Regions from separate parts of the Homo sapiens genome. Here region 2 is linked to region 1. Evidence: chromatin loops called from intact Hi-C (ENCODE). Cell type or tissue: mammary epithelial cell. All regions are shown on one strand. Each heading gives the region's core, and the rest is flanking DNA. Links, peaks and the distances in the headings are about the cores only.

Region 1 (6,396 bases), core at 3,897-6,396:
GGTGATGTAGGCCTCCTCATTCATTCACCAGTACTTCTGGGCCTCGCTACTAGCAAAAAAAATGGCCAATACAGAGCCCCTACCATCATAGGGGCAAAGAAAAGTTATCCAAACTTAGACATAACTGCTTTCACAGTTATACTAGCCCATCTATTGGTCACCTGATACTTTAGGGGAAGGTAACTTTGTTTAATATAATATGTAATATTGATTAGGTTTTGGACTCTGTATAGTTAGACATTAATTTTTTATTTATTATTATTTTATTTTATTTTTGAGACAAGGTCTCACTGTGTTGCCCAGGTTGGAGTGCAGTGGTGTGATTGTGGCTCACTGAAGCCTCCAACTCCTGGGCTCAAGTGATCCTCCTGCCTCAGCCTCCTGAGTAGCTAAGACTACAGGCATGTGCCACTATGCCCAGCTAATTAAAAAAAAAAATTATTTTTTTAGAGACAAGGTCTTGCTATATTGCCCAGGCTGGTCTCAAACTCCTAGCCTCAAGCAATTCTCCCTCCTGGAGACATTAACTTTTATTATTTTATTTTATTTATTTATTTTCTTTTTTGAGACAGACTCTCACTCTGCTGCCCAGGCTGGAGTGCACTGGTACCATCTTGGCTCCCTGCAACCTCTGCCTCCCAGGTTCAAGCGATTTTCCTGCCTTAGCCTCCCAAGTAGTTGGGATTACAGGCACGCACCACCACACCCACCTAATTTTTGTATTTTTAGTGGAGACAGGGTTTCACCATGTTGGTCAGGCTGGTCTCGAACTCCTGACCTCAAATGATCTGCCCACCTCGGCCTCCCAAAGTGCTGGGATTACAGGTGTGAGTCCCCGTGCCCAGTGAAGACATCAGCTTTTAAAAAATGCTAGCCAGGCACGGTGGCTCACGCCTGTAATCCCAGCACTTTGGGAGGCTGAGGCGGGTGGACCACCCCAGACCAGACTGGCCAACATGGTGAAACCCCGTCTCTACCAAAAATACAAAAATTAGCCAGGCGTGGTTGCGGGCGCCTGTCATCTCAGCTACTCGGGAGGCTGAGGCAGGAGAATTGCTGGAACCCAGGAGGCAGAGGTTGCAGTGAGCCGAGATCGCGCCACTGCACTCCAGCCTGGGCGACAACAGTAAGACTCCTTCTCAAAAAAAAAAAAAAAAAAAAAAAAAAAAAAAAGCATACATTGCTATAGTAATTCCACTTTTGGGTATTCCCAAAGAATTGAAAGCAGAGTCTTGAAGAGATATTTGTAGACCAATGTTCACAGCAGCATTATTCACAATAGCCAAAATGTGGAAGTAACCCAAGTGTCCATCCACAGATGAATGGATAATAAAATGTTATATACACGCAATATTACCAGCCTTAAAAAGGAAGGAAATTCTAACATGTTACAACATAGATGAACCTTGAGGACATTAAGCTAAGTGAAATAAGTCAGTCACAAAAAAAAAACAAATACCGTATGATTCCACTTACATGAGCTATCTACAATAGTCAAATTCATAGAGGCAAAGAGTAGAATGGTGGCTGCCAGGGTCTGGAAGGAGGGGCAAATGTAGTCATTGTTTAATGTATACAGAATTTTGCAAGATGAAAATAATTCTGGAGATTGTTTATGCAACAATGTGAATGCATCTAACACTACTAAACAGTATACTCAAAATGGTTAGGATCATAAATTTTATGTTATGTGTATTTTATCACAATAAAAACATCTGATATGAATTAGTTATTTCTGGGGAAAAAACGGGTAAGTGCCACCACATCTGGCTAATTTTTGTATTTTTAGTAGAGACGGGGTTTCACCATTGTTGGCCAGGCTGGTCTCCTATTCCTGAACTCAGGTGATCCACCCGCCTCGGCCACCCAAAGTGCTGGGATTACAGGCATGAGCCACCACACCCGGCCAGGAATTCTTTATGTAAAAATATCAGTTTTAGTGGCTGTGATATTCCAATATAGAATCATGCCTTGCTAGGACCATGCCTCACTGAACGATGGGATACATTCTGAGAAAAGCGCCATTAGGCAATTTCATTGTTGTGTGAACATCATAGAGCATACTTAACACAAACCTAAATGGTATAGCCTACTACACACCTAGGCTATATGGTATAGTGTATTGTTAATAGGCTACAAACCTGTATGGCATGTTACTGTACTGAATACTGTAGCAATTCTGTCTAAACATAGAAAAGGTAGAAAAGGTATGGTAAAAATGTGTTATATAATTTTATGGGAACACTATCTCATATGCAGTCTGTTGTTGATGGAAACATTGTTATGCGGTGTATGATTGTATCAAATTGGTTACCACTTGTTGGGGCTTTTTAAAATTTTTATTGTTTTAGAGACAGGGTCTTGCTCTGTTGCCCAGGCTGGAGTGCAGTGGCGTGACCATAGCTCACTGTAGCCTTAAACTCCTGGGCTCAAGCAATCCTTCCACCTCGGCTTCCCAAAATGCTGGCATTACAGATGCAAGTCACTGTGCCTGGCCTTTGTTGGGTTTTTAGGTTAGTTCTCCTTTATCGTCATTACGTATAACCTGAGATACACAGTGTTGAAGTTAAATCTGTACACATACTGAATCTTTCCCTAGAATGCTTTCCTGAAAGTAGAATTACTTGGTCAAAGGGTATGTATGTTTTTAACATCTAATTTCAAGTTTTATCAAACTATTAAATGTGCAAACAAGTCAGATAGAACTACAGGATTTAAAACAAGCTCCAATCCACTGCCTCACCTCTTTCCACCGTCAAGTTCCAAGCCTTAGAGACAACCAATTCCAACTTTTTTAGCTGTTTCTTCTGTATTTACCTTGATATTTCTAAATAGTATGCTTATATTATTTTTTGATTTCTCAATTTTGACATTATGTATTTTATATATATATATATATATATATATATATATATATATATATATATATATATATATATATATACTTTTTTTGAGACGGAGTCTCGCTCTGTCGCCCAGGCTGGAGTGCAGCGGCGCGATCTCGGCTCACTGCTACCTCCGCCTCCTGGGTTCACGCCATTCTCCTGCCTCGGCCTCCGAGTAGCTGGGACTACAGGCGCCCGCCACCATGCCCGGCCAGTTTTTTTGTATTTTTAGTAGAGACGGGGTTTCACCGTGTTAGCCACGACGGTCTTGATCTCCTGACCTCGTGATCTGCCCGCCTCGGCCTCCCAAAGTGCTGGGATTACAGGCATGAGCCACCGCGCCTGGCCAACATTATGTATTATATTTTTATGGTGAAAAATAATTTAGCTCCCAAGCAGCACCTCCCCCAACAACCTCCCTACTTCCCTAAATCCTTAAAACCTTCTCATCTTTCTCCCCACAAACTTTCTTTTTTCTCCATTCTCTTAATGTAATTCTATCACTTTGGTTAAAACAATATTCACTGCTCGGCGGGGCGCGGTGGCTCACACCTGTAATCCCTGCACTTTGGGAGGCCGAGGTGGGAGGATCACTTGAGGTCAGGAGTTGGAGACAAGCCTAGCCAACATGGCGAAACCCTGTTTCTACTAAAAATACAAAAATTAGCCAGGCATGGTGGCACACGCCTGTAATCCCAGCTACTGGGGAGGCTGAGGCAGGAGAATCGCTTGAACTTGGGAGGCAGAGGTTGCATTGAGTCAAGATTGCACCCCTGCACTCCAGCCTGGGCAACAGAGCAAGACTCTGTCTCAAAAAAAAAAAGAAGAAACAAACAAACAAAAGAACAGAAAAAATAAATAAAACAATATTCACTGCTTACGTTTTTATGGTCATGTTAATACAGTTCACAGCTGAGCCATATGTTGTACTATGATTATATTTTCTTTCTTTTTCTTTTCTCTTTTTTTTTAGAAACGCAGTTTCACTATGTTGCTCAGGCTGGACTTGAATGAACTCCTAGGCTCAAGTGATTCTCCCACCTCAGTCTCTCGAGCAGCTGGTACTACAAGTGCGTGCCACGCCACTCGGATACATTTTCTTTCTTGCATAGCTTTTACTTTTTTTCCTTTCTACATTTGATTGCCTTTTTGTCTGTTTGCTTAGTTTTTTACAAAAAACAACTTTACTGAAGTACTACAGTTACATAAAACATACCTGTTTTACATGGATAGTTCATAGAGTTTTGACAAATATATACACCTATGTAACCATCACCCTAATCAAGATATAAAACATTTCCATCACCCCCAGCAAGTTCTTTCTTGTTCTTTTGCAGTCAACCCCCGACCCCCATCTCAGGCAAGGGCTGATTGGAGCCTATTACTGGAGATTAGTTTTACCAGTTCTTGAACTTCATGTAAATGGAATAATTTTTTGACAATTTCACTTCGAAGAGACAGACTATTAAAAAGACAATTGTTTGTGTAATAAGTACACGCATGCTAAAAGTACACGACCTGTTCCAGTTTTGGGTTAGCAAGGGATTCCTCGAAAAATTAAAAGAATAAACCGCTACTATCATTATTAGAAAGAATTAACCTGGAGTAGAAAGAGGTGTTATGTGGATGGGGATGGGGGACATGAAGGATGGGGGACATGGGGGATGGGGGACATGGGGGATGGGAGAAGCGCAAGACATGGAGTGCGAATGAGGTTGGGGTCCAGCCAGAAGGAAAAGCATGAACAAAGGCTTGGAGACAAGAGCAATTCCGTCTGGACTCAAACCTGGATTTCGTAACTTGTCTCCATTTTACTACCATCGAAACTGCTGTGCTCTCCAAGTTTTTTGCCCAGTCCAAGCAGGGCAATTATGAATAAGTAAGACGCTCTACCAACATATTTCAGTGTTTTCCCCCATTAGACTGTAAGTTCTTTGAAAGCTAGAACTTCATAATGTAACCCTTGTTACGTAGTAGGCAAGCATTAATAAATACTGGTTGAATTAACGAATAATTGGGTGAGTGAATGAACGAACGCACGCATGCAAACCCGAAAGTCCCTGGAGGAAATGGTCACCTTCGGAGGTTTAGTCTGGCCCAGAAGCCCTAAGACCACGGACTGTGCCAGGTCCCACTCCAAACGCCGGGGAGACGCTCTAGGCAAGCTACACGTTCTTTGCTGCGGTGCCACTCTAGCCGCGAGAACGCCGCTCTATGGCTGCGGGGGAGGGGCGGGGCTCGTGGGTGTCTCCGACCCTTTTTGTCCCGGCGCGGCGGGAGCGCGCTTGGCGCGTGCGTACGCGACGGCGGTTGGCGGCGCGCGGGCAGCGTGAAGCGAGGCGAGGCAAGGCTTTTCGGACCCACGGAGCGACAGAGCGAGCGGCCCCTACGGCCGTCGGCGGCCCGGCGGCCCGAGATGTTATCTGGGAAGAAGGCGGCAGCCGCGGCGGCGGCGGCTGCAGCGGCAGCAACCGGGACGGAGGCTGGCCCTGGGACAGCAGGCGGCTCCGAGAACGGGTCTGAGGTGGCCGCGCAGCCCGCGGGCCTGTCGGGCCCAGCCGAGGTCGGGCCGGGGGCGGTGGGGGAGCGCACACCCCGCAAGAAAGAGCCTCCGCGGGCCTCGCCCCCCGGGGGCCTGGCGGAACCGCCGGGGTCCGCAGGGCCTCAGGCCGGCCCTACTGTCGTGCCTGGGTCTGCGACCCCCATGGAAACTGGAATAGCAGAGACTCCGGAGGGGCGTCGGACCAGCCGGCGCAAGCGGGCGAAGGTAAGGCTCGACCCTTCCCTCAAACGACACCGCCTGGTGCCGAGCTTCCCCGAGGCTTCTCCGCCCTCCCCCGCCGCCGCCGGGTCTTGGGCCCTGCGACCACTCAGACCTCCCCTTGTATCGCTGCGCACGCCACGTCCCCTCTAGCTGGACGGGTGGGGTGAGAAAGGAAAAGTCTTTGCCGGTGTTGACTGCGGTCTTTGTGCTGGGTCCCGAGCGACGTGGGAAGGGGCATCGATGATTGCTGGGAGGGGTATTTTATTCCTTAGGTCTTTCTTGCACACCTTTTCATTTTCTTGACTGGAAAATGGCTCCCTGACGTGGGGTTACGGTTGGCGTTCTTGGAGACCTCACTTGTTTGTTCACAGATAGGTCTGGAAGCTGTTGGGCGATATTGATGGCGTTTCAGCTGGGTGCACGAGGGGGCTGTAGGTTGATGCTGAAGAAATCGCCTTAGCCGGGGAGATGAAAAGAAAGGGTCGTTTTTGCTTTTGTTTTTGTTTGAGCAAAACCCTGCTGTGTGGTAGGAGTTCTAGTCTTTTTTTTTTTCTTTTTTAAAATCCTCTCAGCGATCTTTTGGCGCAGAATTTTGCAGATGAGGAAGCTGCTGATTGAGAGAGCAAATAATAGTCAAAATGCAAATATATGGGAAGAAAAGATTTGACTCCAAACAGTATATACAGACAGTGACTGCCTCAAATGTCTGTGTCCTAGATGCTATATTCAGCGTGTCACCAACATTAC
Region 2 (6,396 bases), core at 1,369-3,868, 170 kb after region 1:
TGCCAGGCGCAAGTGGCTCATGTCTGTAATCCCAGCACTTCGGGAGGCCAAGGCGGGTGGATCACGGGGTCAGGAGATCGAGACTATCCTGGCTAACACAGCAAAACTCCGTCTCCACTAAAAAAAACACAAAAAATCAGCCAGGCGTGGTGGTGGGTGCCTGTAGTCCCAGCTACTTGGGAGGCTGAGGCAGGAGAATGGCGTGAATCCGGGAGGCGGAGCTTGCAGTAAGTCGAGATCGAGCCACTGCACTCCAGCCTGGGCGACAGAGCAAGACTCTGTCTCAAAAAAAAAAAAAAAAAAAAAAAAAGTGGAACAGAAATGGCACATTTCCCCCAGAATGTGGTCCTGGGCTGTCCAAAGCATCATTTCTTTGCTTCTGGCTGGAATTCTCTTGGCGTAACTTAGTGTGGTATCAGCTCAGACTGGCCAGTTTTTGAAGCCACCCTGGCCTGGAGACGTGCTGCAAAGCCAGAATGACCACCCTGCCCCAACAACAGACTGTCTTTGATGGGGGCTGAGAACCTGAAGCTTCCCTTATTGAGTGCTTCCTAGGCACCCAGTGCTGTGCTGAGTTTTACACACATTCCCTCGTCCAGCCCCCACAGTAGTCTCAAGGCACGAGCCCTATTCATAATCACATTTTACAGATGAGGAAACTGAGGCTCAGAAAGGCAACATGGGCCAGGCACAGTGGCTCACGCCTGTAATCCCAGCATTTTGGGAGGCCAAAGCAGGTGGATCACTTAAGGTCAGGAGTTCGAGACAAGCCTGGCCAACATAGCGAAACCTCGTATCTACTGAAAAACACGTACAAAAATTAGCTGGGAGTGGTGGCATGCACCTTTAGTCCCAGCTACTCGGGAGGCTGAGGCACAAGAATTGCTTGAACCCAGGAGGCGGGTGTTGCAGTGAGCCAAGATCTCACCACTGCACTCCAGCCTGGGCGAAAGAGTGAGGCTCTGTCTGAAAAAAAAAAAAAGAAAGAAAGAAAGAAAAAAGAAAGCAAGCCAAAGTGACCTGGCCACAACCACACAGCCAAGAGGAGACAGAGCTGGGACCTGAACAAGATGTGTCTGGTGCCATTATGTGTTCCTAACCATTAGATCGCACACTGCCTCTGCCCTCCAACCTGACCCAGAATCTAGCTTCTTTCATTAGCCACCTGTCTCTTCCCAGGCCGTCTGATTATATCGAAGATCTCCCTGGACACACCTGCTGCTGGGACCAACCACTCTTCCTCTCTGGCCCCAGGGCAGCCCCTTACCCTGTGGGAGCTGTCTCCTGGGCAAGCCAGACAAATTTCACTCGAGTGCCCCTTCACCGATGAGAAGCTCTGAGTGGATGAAAAATCAGCTATCAGTGTAATCACCCCATTCCAGCCTGCAGCTCTTCTAGTTGGACTCTGCCTCCAGGCTCCCCCACCTCCATTCCTTGTTTTTGTTTTTGTTTTTTGAGATGAAGTCTCGCTCTATCACCCTGGCTGGAGTGCAGTGGCATGATCTTGGCTCACTGCAAGTTCTGCCTCCCTGATTCAAGCGATTGTCCTGCCTCAGCCTCCTGAGTAGCTGCAATTACAGGTGCATGCCACCACACCTAGGTAATTTTTATATTTTTAGTAGAGATGGGGTTTCGAAATGTTGGCCAGGCTGGTCTCAAACTCCTGACCCCAAGTGATCTGCCCGCCTCAGCCTCCCAAAGTGCTGGGATTACAGGCGTGAGCCACCACGCCCGGCCCATTTCTTCTTTTACACCCAGCTTGAGTGATTGGTTTCAACACTGGTCTAACTGTATCATTCCTTTGCTAAATAATCTTCAATAGCTCCCTGTTGCTCCCAGGATAAAGTTCAAAGTAGATAGCTTGGTCAAGTCCCCAAGGCCCAGCTTATTTCTCCAACCCTCTCTTTCTTCTCAGGCACTCTAGACTCTCAGCACCCCCGAACTCTAGACTCTCAGCACCCCTGAATCATTCACCATTTTCAGCCTCAGACCCTTTGCACATCTGTGTGTCATGAAATGAACAGAAGTATGGATGAGCTTTCACACATATCCTGGGCTGTGAAGCTGTTGGATTCCATCAGCCTTACCTTCTCTGGGTGGCAGCAAAGACTTCCTGCCTTCTTGCAGAAACTTCTCTGCTGGACTGGAGTTGACCATCAACTGTCTGGAAAAGGGACCTGTCAGGAAGAGGGCACCAGCAGTTCCAACTCTGTGTAGAGCCCCAGTAAATGAGGACCTTATCTTGTACCCAAATCTAAGTGTCAGAGGCTACCTCGTGAGCTAGGTGTCAGGGAGTTCCCCCTGCAGCAAAAGGAAGCTAGGTTTCCCACCCGGTCTGTGTGATGCCTGCATCCAGGCTCTTAGCCACTACTCCATACTACCTCCTTGACTGAGGCAGAATTCACCTCTGTATATGTATAATGTATATGTATATATGTATAATGTATACAGTACAATGCTGTCCTAGCCTTGACCTCCCAGGCTTAAGGCATTCTCCCACCTCAGCCTCCTGAATAGCTGGGACTACAGGCATGCACCACCACACCCAGCTAGTTTTTGTGTTTTTTGTAGAGACGGAGTTTCACCGTGTTGCCCAGGCTGGTCTCAAACTCCTGAGCTCAAGAGATCCACCTGCCTCGGCCTCCAAAGGTGCTGCAATTACAGGTACAAGCCACCGCGCCAGGCTGGCTTTGCTATTCCCCGCTCACCATTCCCCCTTGCAAAGGAAAATTGATCGGAAGAGGAAGGAGCCCACCCACCTTTGATTTCTGCACTTTTTCCTGGTGCCTCTGCGCCACCTGGTGGCCATATCTAAAATAAATTAGGATTTCTGAAGAAAGCTTTAAGGAGGTGTAGGGTGGGTCCACTTAACAACAAAATTCTCAACAGCAAACTTTTCATCCCAGTCCACATTTCTCTATAAGGCCCCAGGTCTCACCAGTGCCTGAGGTTATGAGAAAGGCAGAAGTGAATTTTGTCCCACTGAAGAATCTTGGGTCTGTCACTGCCCCTTCTGGGATCAGTTTCCTCATCTGTTAATAAAAAAGGCAGGAGGCCGAGTGCGGTGGCTCACACCTGTAATCCCAGCACTTTGGGAGGCTGAGGCAAGTGGATCACCTGAGGTCAGGAGTTTGAGACCAGCCTGGCCAACATGGTGAAACCCCATCTCTACTAAAAATACAAAAATTAGCCGGGCGTGGTGGCAGCCACCTGTAGTCCCAGCTACCCGGCAGGCTGAGGCAGGAGAATCACTTGAATCTGGGAGGTGGAGGTTTGGTGAGCTGAGATCACACCACTGCACTTCACCCTGGGTGGCAGAGCGAGACTCCCTCTCAAAAAAAGAAAGAGGCAGGAGGGGACTGGGCGCTACCAGCTCTGACATTCTAGGATTCATGTCTAAAGTGACTCTGCCTCCTCCCTTAGCTCAGTGAGCAAAATGTAAGCTCCCGGAGGGCAGGGAAGTTGCTGGCTTGTTCAATCTCTATCCCAAGTGCATGGGCAGTGCTTTGTACATAGGAGATACTTTATTGGGTTTGGGGCTATATTAATAGAAGCACTGTGTGTACAGTGAGGGAGATGATAGTCCTTCTGTCCGTGTCTAGAGAACTGTGTTCCATTTTGGGATCAGAACTTTGACTGGAACATGGAAAAAGTATAACTTATCCATAGGATGATGAACAAGATGATGGCTGGGGGGACCTCAAAATCACATTTTATGGGGAAGAGTTGAAGGAGCCACTCTCTGACTGTGGTATATAAAATACTGAAGGGGTGCAATGTGTCCACTTCAAACATCTGAAGAGAGCACGTGGGCTTTGAGAACTAGGAACCAGGGGCTGCCACTTCTGGGAGACAGATTTTTCTTTCCCCAAAACCAAGGGAAGCTTTCAGTCAGAGCTCAATAAAGAACAAATATGCATTTGATCTCAGTCTGTCCCTAATGTGCTTTTAAGCTTGGCAAGTTCCCTCATGACTTTGAACCTCAGTTTTCTCACATATAAAATGGGCATAATATGGAACATGCAGGAACATGCAGGCCTCCCAAAGTGCTGGGATTACAGGCATGAGCCACCACGCCTGGCCAAGTTCTAAGTTTATCTTCAATTTGACTTTTTTTTTTTATGTTATGAGGGAATCATAGAAAGCATGTTTAAAGTGCCGAGTGGGCCAGGCACAGTGGCTCATGCCTGTAATCCCAGCACTTTGGGAGGCTGAGGTGGGCGGATCACGAGGTCAGGAGTTTGAGACCAGCCTGGCCAGTATGGTGAAACGCCCATCCCTACTAAAAATACAAAAATTAGCTGGGCATGGCGGCAGGTGCCTGTAATCCCAGTTACTCAGGAGGCTGAGGCAGGAGAATCGCTTGAACCCGGGAGGTGGAGGTTGCAGTGAGTTGAGATTGCGCCATTGCCCTCCACCCTGGCAACAAGAGTGGAACTCTGTCTCAAAAATAAATAATAAAAATAAATAAAGTGCCAAGTGCAAGGCCTGGCACCTGACTAGTTTTGGGTTAGTGTAGCTATGGTTAAAAAAATACAGAAAGGGTAGGGAGCGGTGGCTCATGCCTGTAATCCCAGCACTTTGGGAGGCCGAGGCGGTCGGATCACGAGGTCAAGAGATCAAGACCATCCTGGCCAACATGGTGAAACCCCGTCTCTACTAAAAATACAAAAAAAAAAAAATTATCTGGGTGTGGTGGCGCATGCCTGTGGTCCCAGCTATTCAGGAGGCTGAGGCAGAATAATCGCTTGAACCCAGGAGGCGGAGTTTGCAGTGAGCCGGGATCGTGCCACGGCACTGCAGCCTCGCGATAGAGCGAAACTCTGTCTTAAAAAAAAAATAGAGAAAGGTGATGAGCACCCTCTCAAACAACTGGTACAAGTGTTGCCAAGGAGGTGGTAGAGGCTGATGGCTAGCCATGCTGGCTCTCAGGTCATACTGCTAGATGTAATTCTGACTTTGCTATTTATTTATTTTTGTTTTATTTTTTGAGATAGGGTATTGCTCTGTCACCCAGGCTACAGTGCAGTGGCATGAACATGGCTCACTACAGCTTCAACCTCTCAGGTTCAAGGGATTCTCCCACCTCAGCCTCCTGAGTAGCTGGGACTACAGGTGCATGCCACCAAACCTGTCTAGTTTTTGTGTTTTTTTGTAGAGATGGGGTTTCACCATGTTGCCCAGGCTGGTATCAAACTCCTGAGCTCAAGGAATCCGCCCACCTAGGCCTCAGAAAGTACTGGGATTACAGGCTTGAACTATCATGCCCGCTGTCTTTGCTATTTAGTTGCAGCAATACCTTGAGTGAATTACTTAACCATTCTGAGTCTCAGTTTACCCATCTGCAAAATGGGGATAATAGTAGTTCCCACTTCACCAATTATAATGCATAAGCTGCTGCTCTGATGTTAGAGATCTGATTGGGATTGTCCTGGATGACCTTGAAGGCCCTCTCCCATCTGATACCCTCTAGGTCTAGAATTCCTACTCCTTCCCTTGGGAGCAAAATAGACGGGGGCCAGGGAAGCAGGTAAATGCACTATCTTAAGACCCTCAGATGCAGAGGACTACTCACATCTATCCTTGCCAGTGACCGTGTAAAAAGGGCACTTCTGCCTTCCTCCCCTCAGTCCACCTCTTCCTGTGACAGGTGGCTGGAATGCACCTGAGGGAGCTGAGGGCGTGGGGTGCGGCACAGGCTTGGTGGAGGACCGGCTGTCTGGCTTTGTAATCTGTTTCATGCACTTTGGTCCCCAGAGGAACTGTGAGCTCCATGAGGGACCCAGCTGCTGTATGGAGAACAGAAATTAGTCAACAGCATGGGGAGGATCAATGGGGAGGATCAGAGGTTGCCAACTGGTGGCCCAGAGGCCAAACCTTGTTCACAGGCTTGTTTGGTGATCTACATAGTTGCACCGTGTTTTCTGTGTGTGTGTGTGTGTGTGTGTGTGTGTGTGTATGTGTTTAGTTAATTCCTTATAAGCTAACTGTGGCCTAGTCTCATTCAATAACCTCCCCCAGTTTTGAACGCTCCAGAGTTGAGCATAGGCCCCAACCACCCTGAGGTTAACATTATTATTACCCACATTGTACAGAACAAACTGAGGCAGAGAGACATGAAGCAAGACTGTGGAAAAACTGGGACAGGTTCATTGGTTCTCAGATCAGTGCTTTCTTCACTGCTTTATGCTGCTCCTCAAAGCCACATGCCATTTTGACCCTGGCCATATCCCCTGGGGGTTAAGAGTGAGGATTCTGGGCTGCAGCTGTGTCTTGAATTCTGGTCCCACCACTTATCAGCAGGTGAAAATGGGCAAAGTATTTAATTTCTTGGGGCTTCCAGTTCCTCATCTGGAGGATAGTAATAGGACCAACTTCATGCAGGTTAAATGAGTT

The links. A loop is a pair of places that touch in the nucleus more often than their neighbours do. Peaks named below come from ENCODE experiments on the same cell type or tissue, not always from the same donor. Only the 100,000 strongest peaks of a DNase experiment are listed, where the experiment ranks them.
Region 2: a loop joins it to region 1, with 4 times the contacts of the local background. A loop is called at or near these places in 2 of 110 quality-filtered maps.

Annotation. Positions count from the first base shown.
Region 1 is chr1:23,014,296-23,020,691 of GRCh38, forward strand. It overlaps KDM1A (lysine demethylase 1A), which reads left to right and starts at 5,173. Exons shown (of 21, transcript NM_001009999.3): 1 at 5,173-5,652. The coding sequence starts at 5,302. TEX46 (testis expressed 46) reads right to left here and starts at 1,557. Exons shown (of 3, transcript NM_001242521.2): 1 at 1,477-1,557. The coding sequence starts at 1,478. RefSeq lists enhancers at 4,977-5,664, 5,665-6,350 and a silencer at 5,420-5,489. In mammary epithelial cell, for the core only: a CTCF peak has its summit at 5,078; a DNase peak (open chromatin) is centred at 5,086; H3K4me3 peaks cover 2,070 bases; H3K27ac peaks cover 1,824 bases.
Region 2 is chr1:23,182,062-23,188,457 of GRCh38, forward strand. No RefSeq gene overlaps it. Among named protein-coding and RNA genes, the nearest start is that of LUZP1, 16 kb to the left of the region's middle. In mammary epithelial cell, for the core only: a CTCF peak has its summit at 2,781 (motif pointing left); no DNase peak of the experiment used is centred there.